Linked DNA regions of Homo sapiens: region 2 is linked to region 1. A link is a contact called in ENCODE Hi-C data. All regions are on one chromosome and are shown on one strand. The core of a region is the stretch at or near the end of the contact, and the rest is flanking DNA. Distances in the headings are between cores, read along the strand shown. Region 1 holds the start of TMCO1 (transmembrane and coiled-coil domains 1). Region 2 holds the start of TIPRL (TOR signaling pathway regulator).

The links. A loop is a pair of places that touch in the nucleus more often than their neighbours do. Pooled maps may share reads with other maps.
Region 2: a pooled map shows a loop between it and region 1 (13-fold over the local background). The contact joins the promoter of TIPRL here to the promoter of TMCO1 in region 1. A Hi-C loop is called at or near these places in 7 of 50 pooled maps.

Annotation. Positions count from the first base shown.
Region 1 is chr1:165,765,880-165,770,167 of GRCh38, forward strand. It overlaps TMCO1 (transmembrane and coiled-coil domains 1), which reads right to left and starts at 2,989. Exons shown (of 7, transcript NM_019026.6): 1 at 2,803-2,989; 2 at 2,313-2,390. The coding sequence starts at 2,872. It overlaps TMCO1-AS1 (TMCO1 antisense RNA 1), which reads left to right and starts at 3,050. Exons shown (of 3, transcript NR_125374.1): 1 at 3,050-3,496. RefSeq lists enhancers at 2,600-3,276, 3,277-3,952.
Region 2 is chr1:168,176,358-168,180,640 of GRCh38, forward strand. TIPRL (TOR signaling pathway regulator) reads left to right here and starts at 2,605. Exons shown (of 7, transcript NM_152902.5): 1 at 2,605-2,824. The coding sequence starts at 2,721. RefSeq lists enhancers at 2,228-2,729, 2,717-2,836.

The DNA of each region.
Region 1 (4,288 bases), core at 1,739-4,238:
TTTTAAAAAGATTATTCTGGCTGTCATCTTGAGAACAGACTTCAGGGAGACAGGAACACTTGTTGGAAACTACTGCAATAATCCATGCAAAAGATCATGGTGCTTAGACCACAGTGGTTAACACTGGAGCTAATGAAAAGTGGTCAGATTCTGGATATCGGAAGCTTTCTGAACCTTTACTGGTTTGGGGTGTTTCTTCAAAAAGGAAACCCAACAGTATCTGCAGACAGACTAGATGTGGGTTGTAAGAAGAGTAAAAGATAACTACACAAGAATTATGGCCTGAGCAAGTGGAAGGACAGAAATGCCATTGACCAAGATAAAGAAGGCTACAAATGACACAGGCTTAGACATGAGGAACAAGTATTCAATTTGGGACGTGTTGGGACTGAGCTGTCCACCAAACATTCTAGCTGACATAACAAATTGATGCGTGGATATATGAATCTTGTATTAAGAAGAGAGGGCCACAGACATAAATTTGGGAGTCACTGGCCAATACAGCCAAAAGATAAGTTCACCAAGGAAGTGAATGTAGAGAAAAAAACTAAATTTTGTGTCACTCCCAACAACGGGAGGTCAAGAAATGAAACCATCAAGTAAATTGCAGAAGAATGATCAGTAAGGGCTGGGCACTGTGGTTCATGCCTGTAATCCCAGCACTTTGGGAGGCCTAGCCGGGAGGATCGCTTGAGCCCAGGAGTTTGAGATCAGCCCTGGCAACAGAACAAGACCTCATCTCTCCAAAATATCAGCCAGTCATGGTGGTGTGCATCTGTAGTCCCAGCTACTCAGAAGTCTGAGGCAGGAGGATCGCTTAAGCCTGGGAGGTCCAGGCTGCAATGAGCTCTGAGGGGTGACAGAGTGAGACCCTGTCTCAAAAAATAAATAAATAAATAAAAAATAAAAAAAGGATGACTAGTAAGATGGAGAGCAGCAAAACCGAAAGTATGGTGTCCTGGAGCCAAATTAATAAAGCATATCAAGGTTTCTGGCTTACACTACTGGAAGCATGGAGGTACCCATCACCAAGATAGGGAAATCCTGGAAGAATATCACGTTTGTGAAGGTAAAGATAACGAGTTTGGCCCAGATATGCTGAGGTACATAATCAACACTGAGTAAATTAAGGAACAGTAAGCTGTAATTTTAAAAGCCTGAGTCTGGTCTCTAATTCTTTGTTTGCTCTGTGACGTAAGTTGTCATTATCATCCTGAGGCTCAATTTTCTTTCCTATGACATGGAGGTAATATTTATACGAGTAACCACAAATGGTTGCTGTGTAGATCAAATATGGTAATTTAAGAAAAAAAACTTCAAACCCCTATGAAGATATAAGAAAAAGTCACAGAATACAGAAAGTTGTAGGAATTCTAAGAAACAAAAGTTATATTTAATCCTTATAAGGAAAAAAAGAAGAGAGAAAACTAAATCAGGCCTATAAGGAACCATTCACCCTGTACCTTTAGCTGAGTCCTGTGGAATTCCTGCTTTATTTCAAAGGTAACAAACCCTTCTTGTTTTTAATCTTTTCCTTAAACACCTCTTCAACTTTCTAACCCAACTGAAACTCGGCTTATCTCTGAAGACACCACTTACCTTGACACCAGTCATAATGACATATCATCCTCCAAACATGCCTTAAATGTTAAGATTTCCATATTTTTGCTCATATGTTATTTCTTTACCTGGAATTTCCTTTCCCCATTTCATTCTCTATCCAAATTCTAACTATCCACAAGGAACTGCAAGGCCATCAGCATCATGAAGGCTACCATGGTTCCTCACAACTGAATGAAGCCTCTTCTTCTTTTTTTTTTAAAGACAAGTCTCACTATTGCCCAGGAGGCAGTGTAGTGACACCATCGTGGCCCACTGTAGCCTCAATCTCCTGGGCTCAAGGGATCCTCATGCCTCAGTCTCCCAAATAGCTGGGACTATAGGTGTGTACCACCATACCCAGCTAATTTTTTCTGTAGGGACGAGGTCTCCCTATGTTGCCCAGGCTGGTGTCAAACCCCTAAGTTCAGTCCTGCCTCAGCCTTCCAAAGTGCTGGGATTAACAGGAGTAAGCCACTGCGCCAGATTGAACCTCTTCTTTAGAACCACCACAGCACATAACATGTATCTGCTACGCCCCTCACTTCCCTCTAGTTGGTATTACACATTTTGCATAAAAGTCTTCTATTTCTAAATAGGCTTCAAGTCAGGTTCATCTTTGTATCAGCTGGTGCTCTTAAAATATTTATTGTGAACATGGACTTAATGAGCTTGACGTGTTGAAATTATTTCTAATGTGTTGCCATACTCACATTTTTTACTCTGTTTTTCCACTTCTGCCTTCAGTCTCTTGTACTTGTCTGTCCTGTAAACCAGGACCCAGGTTATGCCTAAAACATTAAAAGCAACATGTTAATAGAGAAATGACTGGAATGATCACAACAAACAAAGTGGTTACTGTTGGAGAAGGAGGAATTCCAACTTTTCGCTTTGTATTTACCCATAGTTAACTTTTTTCAAAGGCTAATACAACTGACTCTTCAGCCAAAACAACAGTAACATGATGTGAAGGTGTCTCCACAAATACCCAAGTGAAATCTACCTGAGACCAAAGAAAACTCGGCAATCGACTCCATACTCCCCTCCTGCTCCTGTTCACGAGTTGCCCAGAGATTCCCTGAAGTGGAGTAGATGAGCCTCTCAAGCAAGTAAGGCTCGCGATCTTTCCCCTGGTGGCACAGGGGACCCCGGGGCCCTTCCTCCCGGGGACTGATCAAACGTCTGAGAAATACCCGCTCTCACCCTCTGCGAGCAGAGCCGTGCACACAGAGATAAAAACGATGAGGAGAGTGTCCGCGAACATAGTGCTCATCTCGCACCTTCGTCTCTGCACTCTCACCCGCCAGGGGGAAAGCGCTCTACAGCCAGGAAAAGTGAAGCGAAAACGGCTTCCGTAGACTCCGCCACCACCGAGTAACAGACCAACTCTGACAGCCCGAAGATCGCACTTCCGCTTCCGGGGCATAGCACCGGAAAGGCTCGTATCGGAGAACGGTGTGGCCACGAGAGTCTAGAGGAAACCAACCCGCAACTCACTGGAGCTGAAGGGCTGGTAGTCAGGCCGAATCTCGCGAGAATTGGAACTATTTCAGAGCCAGAGGAGGATAGTGGCGGCGGCGAACTTTGCCCGGTAGATTTTACTGACTGGGGTGCTGGCGCGCGCCTTTTTCTCGGCCAGAATCCAGTTATTGGGATAGTCTTGACTTCTACCTCAGCCCAACTTCTGTGGTCGTAATATTAGTTTAGCTTGGGTTTGCCGTGAAGTAAGAAGACTGACTTCCGCAAAGGTACTGAACGACTGGGTGTAGGTGCCAGGGCATGGACGTGAAGCTGGAACCGCGAAATGAGTTAGTTGTGGGCCGCTGGCCTCAAGGAGCGAACGTCAGCGCGAAGAGGAGAAGCTTGTGCATACGCTCTGATAAGGGTTTTAATAGAGGTATTACCACAGTGCTGCGTGACACGGTTGAGAGAGTGGTCAGAAGAAGCTAATGAAAGGAATTGAAGCAGTGCCTTAGGGGAGTAGGAGTACTTTTGGAGATAGCAAAGGACTTTCTAGGCAAAGTGGAAGTCAAAGCACGGATGCCTGAAAATTCATAGTGTGATAGTGCAGTGAGTAATGTATCTAGAGAAGGGGTCTTAAACCCAGATGCCTAGACTGGCGAGAGAAAATAAATTATCTTATGCAAGCTGAGCCTAAACAAATGGTGGAAGTTACTACGATGGATAAGTGAGCATTAAGTTCATCTGAAAGGAGAATTTGATACCCAAATCCAACCCATTTCTCTAGGAGAATGAGCACCCAGTTTCTGAGATGTCTTCGTTTCTCAGGAAAATCCAGAAATCCTGGGTTTTATGTGAAACTTAATTTATAAGTGTTGCTAACTAATTAAAATTCAAAAATGTCTCAGCAGCGTGGTTTCAGCCATTGTAGACGGTTTCAGCTTTTTCACACTGGGGTGTGTGTGTGTATGGGTGAAAACCTGGAAGCTGGCTGAGCTGTATCCTCTTGTACTTCCTCCTATCATTGGTGTTTTTTTGTTTGTTTGAGATGGAGTTTCACTCTTGTTGCCCAGGTGGAGTGCAATGGCACAATCTCGGCTCACTGCAACCTCTGCCTCCGGGTTCAAGCCATTCTCCTGCCTCAGCCTCCCAAGTAGCTGGGACTACAGGTGCCCGTCCCCACGCCCAGCTAATTTTTTGTATTTTTAGTAGAGACGGGGTTTTGCCA
Region 2 (4,283 bases), core at 1,355-3,854, 2.4 Mb after region 1:
AAAAGAAATTTTAGATAGAAAACAAAACCTAATCTTGGCCAAAGGAACCTCAGAAAAACCTTAAAAACTGAATTCCAGGCCAAGATGGGAAGAGAGGTTAGACACACCTCTATACCTTCTCCCTTTTAAAGTTTAGGCACAACTGACCAACATTAAGGTTAAACTAGAGATCATAAGACTGACAAAACACTCTGTGGCAATAAGATACCATATTATAAACAAGACCTAGGCTGGGCGCAGTGGCTCACGCCTGTAATCCCAGCACTTTGGGAGGCTGAGGCAGGCGGATCACGAGGTCAGGAGCTCGAGACCAGCTTGGCCAATATGGTGAAACCCCATCTCTACTAAAAATACAAAAATTAGCTGGCCGAGATGGCGCGTGCCTGTAGTCCCAGCTACTTGGGAGGCTGAGGCAGAAGAATCGCTTGAACTGGGGAGGTGGAGGTTGCAGTGAGCTGAGATCACGTCACTACACTCCAGCCTGGGTGACAGAGCGAGACTCCGTCTCAAAAAAAAAAATAAATACAAATAAACAAGACCTGCGAGCCAGGCGCGGTGGCTCACGCCTGTAATCCCAGCACTTTGGGAGGCCGAGGCAGGTGGATCATGAGGTCAGGAGTTCAAGACCAGCCTGACCAACATGATGAAACCCCGTCTCTACTAAAAATACAAACATTAGCCGGGCATGGTGTTGCATGCCTGAAATCCCAGCTACTTGGGAGGCTGAGGCAGGAGAATCGCTTGAACCTAGGAGGTGGAAGTTGCAGTGAACCGAGATGGGGCCTCTGCACTCCAGCCTGGGCGACAGAGCAAGACTCTGTCTCAAAACAAAACAAAACAAAACAAAACAAAAAAACTATGGCCATGCAAGGCAAGGATTAAGTCATGCCCTACAAACCATAAAATGTCGTTAAATGGTTTTTTATGTGCAATGGTATAATGTGCCTTACTTTCCAACCTGACTGGTGTAGAATCACATGACAGATAGCAGACTCCCTTTTCTTAAGCATTCCTTTCTACTGACTTCAAGTCTTTAGACAAAGCTTAACACTGTTTTTTGTTTGTTTGTTTGTTTGTTTTTGAGACAAGGTCTTACTCTGTCACCCAGGCTGGAGTGCAGTGGCACGATCTCGGCTCACTGCAACCTCTGCCTCTCAGGTTCAAGTGATTCTCCCACCTCAGCCTCCCTAGTAGCTGGGGTTACAGGCATCCACCACCGTGCTTGGCTAAGTTTTGTATTTTTAGTAGACACAGGTTTTCACAATATTGGCCAGGCTGGTCTTGAACTCCCGACCTCAGGTGGTCCACCCACCTTGGCCTCCCAAAGTGCTGGGATTACAGTCTTGAGCCACTGCACCTGGCCTGTGTTTTTATTTGTTTTTGAGACAGGGTCTCGCTCACCCAGGCATGAGTGCTGTGGCATGATCATGGCTCAATGCAGCCTCTGAGGCTCAAGAGATCCTCCCACCACAGCCTCTCAAGTGGCCTGGGACTACAGGCAGATACCATCATACACAGCTAATTAACACGGTTTGTAGAGATGAGGGCTTACTCTGGTGCCCACGCTGGTCTCAAATTCCTGGACTCAAGCAATCCTCTCACCTAGGCCTCCCAAGATGCTGGGATTATAGGCAGGAGCCACCTCGCCTGACTAAAGCTTAAATCTTTCAACAGATTGCCGATCAGAAAATCTTTGAATCCACCTATGATCTGTAAGCCTCTCCTTCAAGACATCCCACTTCCTTAGCCTGAACCAATGTATATCTTCCATATATTGACTTATTTTACCTGCAATTCCCAACTCCCTAAAATGTATAAAACAAAGAGTAATGCCACCGCTTCAGATGCTCTTTGTTAGGACCTCTTGGGACTATTCCCTGGGCCATGGTCACTCATATTGGTTCAGAATAAATCTCTTTAAAACCTTTTACAGAATTTGTTTTTTTTCCATTAACAAAATCATCTCATTTTGAGGCAACTGAAGCCTAAAATCGTTAGAGAAGCGCTTTGCCCAAGGATTCACACAATAGTGTTGCAAATGGAGATTTAGCACTAAGTCAGCTGTGTTGTTTTCACTATACTGGGTGCCTACATAGCAACTAGACCATGGAAAGTCTTCGCATATCTACGAGGATGCAATTTTTGATAGGAGTTGGTCATAGTCAAGAGTGGCTAGATGGCCACTTCTAAATCTTGTTGGTGCTGGATTTCCTAAACTCTGTGGGATTACTTCTTTTTTTGACCTCAAAACAGAAAAATTTCCTCTGTAACACGATTCACTAACACATGAGGTAATCACACTGCTTTGAGGTCTGTAAGGATCAAGTTGGAACCGTCATCCCCTTCCCTGGCAGTCCCTAAAATCCTTCGAGATGACGTCACCCAACGAGTTCAAGAGGGCGGTGCGTTCCTAACCACACCTTCTGCAACCCAAGTGCCGCCCCTCTGACTTTCTCCTTTTTCCTTTTTTCCGGAACGCCGGAACGTAAGACGTGGGTCACGCAACAAGAGCAACTAGTCCCGGAAGCAAAAAGCAAAGAGGCGGAGAAGAAGACGGGAAGCAGAGCCCGCGTCCGGGTCGGCCGGCAGGGGGCGGGGCCGGGCATGGTAACGGCTCGGAAGCCTAGGAGGCTGGGCCGGAGGGAGGCGGAGGAACCGGTGTTCGCCGCCGCCGCTGCTTCAGCTTATTCCTTGTGGCCTCTGCGGGTCCTGCCTCAGCCATGATGATCCACGGCTTCCAGAGCAGCCACCGGGATTTCTGCTTCGGGCCCTGGAAGCTGACGGCGTCCAAGACCCACATCATGAAGTCGGCGGATGTGGAGAAGTGAGGCTTCGGGGCACGGGGTCTGGGCGCTGGCCGGTTGCTGGCCCAGGGCGGGAGGCAGGGCGAACTCTGTGCAGCCCCTCCCCTTTTCCCTGAGGCGGAGGTTCGGTCCCTCCGGACCGGACCTTTGATTGACAACTTCGATAAATAATCCAGTCACACTTCCGGGCCCTTTGGTTGGGGATCGCCAGGCGCTGCTTTCGTCAACTGTCAATCCGCCTGGGTTTGAGTAGAGTGTGACTGTTCTGGTGGACTTTCCCCTCACCAAACGTCTCCTCCTGCCTCAGCCTGCACCACCTTTCTTTCTGGGTGGCTGTTGCCTGTTTTCTTAGGGGTTAATGACGGGGATGATTTATAAGTTTGGTTTCTGTCACGTCAGGTGCTGTGCCCGGCGCTTGAGATAGGAAATGTAAAAGACAACGTGCGCCTCAATTCACAGTCTCGTGAGAGAGACAGACAATTATATTACAGCGTGAATAAATGTAATGAAGATGTATACACGGAGTGATGTGAGGTCTTTTAGGGGCTCGAACCATCTGGGAAATTGGGATGCCTGAACTGAATCTTTATAAAACCGTTGCGGGGGGCGGTGGATAGGTACATGCCATCAGGTCAGGCAGAGTGAGTTGTGATGCGTTTTTGATGCCTGGGCTGAATCTTGACAAAATTTAGGGGAATCAGGGGACGCATGTAAAGCTGGGGGCTCAGGGAGAGTGAAAGCTGTGATGTGTTTAAAGAGCTGTGTCCGTGTGATTGGAGCGTGAGGTACCATAGGGGGTGTTGTGAGAGATGAGAGGTAGGCCCCAGGGGAATCAAGATACTGAGGGAATTTTTATGCCTGGCTAAGGAGTTTTCAATTTTATCTGACAACCACTGGGTGTAATTTTATCCAAAGGAGCTGCATTATCAGATGTACGCTCTGAAAGATTTCTCTGGAGGCCATGTTGAGGCTGGATTGCAGGTCCGCAGGGATGGGAAGGAGACCAGTTAGTAAGAGAAAAGATAGGTTTTAGAAGATTAAGTCCCTGGGATGGCCAGCTGATGGGAGGAGAAATAAAAAAGGAAGAGTCTATGCTGATGACAAGATCTCTGGCTTGGATTTTTGCATGTATCGTATGCCTTTGAACAAGATGAGAAGCACAGGAGGAGGAGAAGCAGATGGGGGCAGGGTGTTGGTTAGAGGATGAGTTTAGTTTATTGAAATGTGAGGTGGGTATAGGTCATAAAGTGAAGATGTGTAGTAGGCATTTAGATATATTTATCTTGGAGCTCAAAAAAGATAACGTCTGTGGGTTTAAGTTTGGGAATTATCTGCTTATATTTGGTACCTGGAGCTTTGGGAATGAATTAAGGTATCTAGAAGTCATCCAGAGGAAAAGGTCATAAAATAGAACCCTAAGTGAGTACTTGCATTTTAAGATTTGAGCAGAGGGAGTGACCAGGGAAGAGAGGAAAGTAA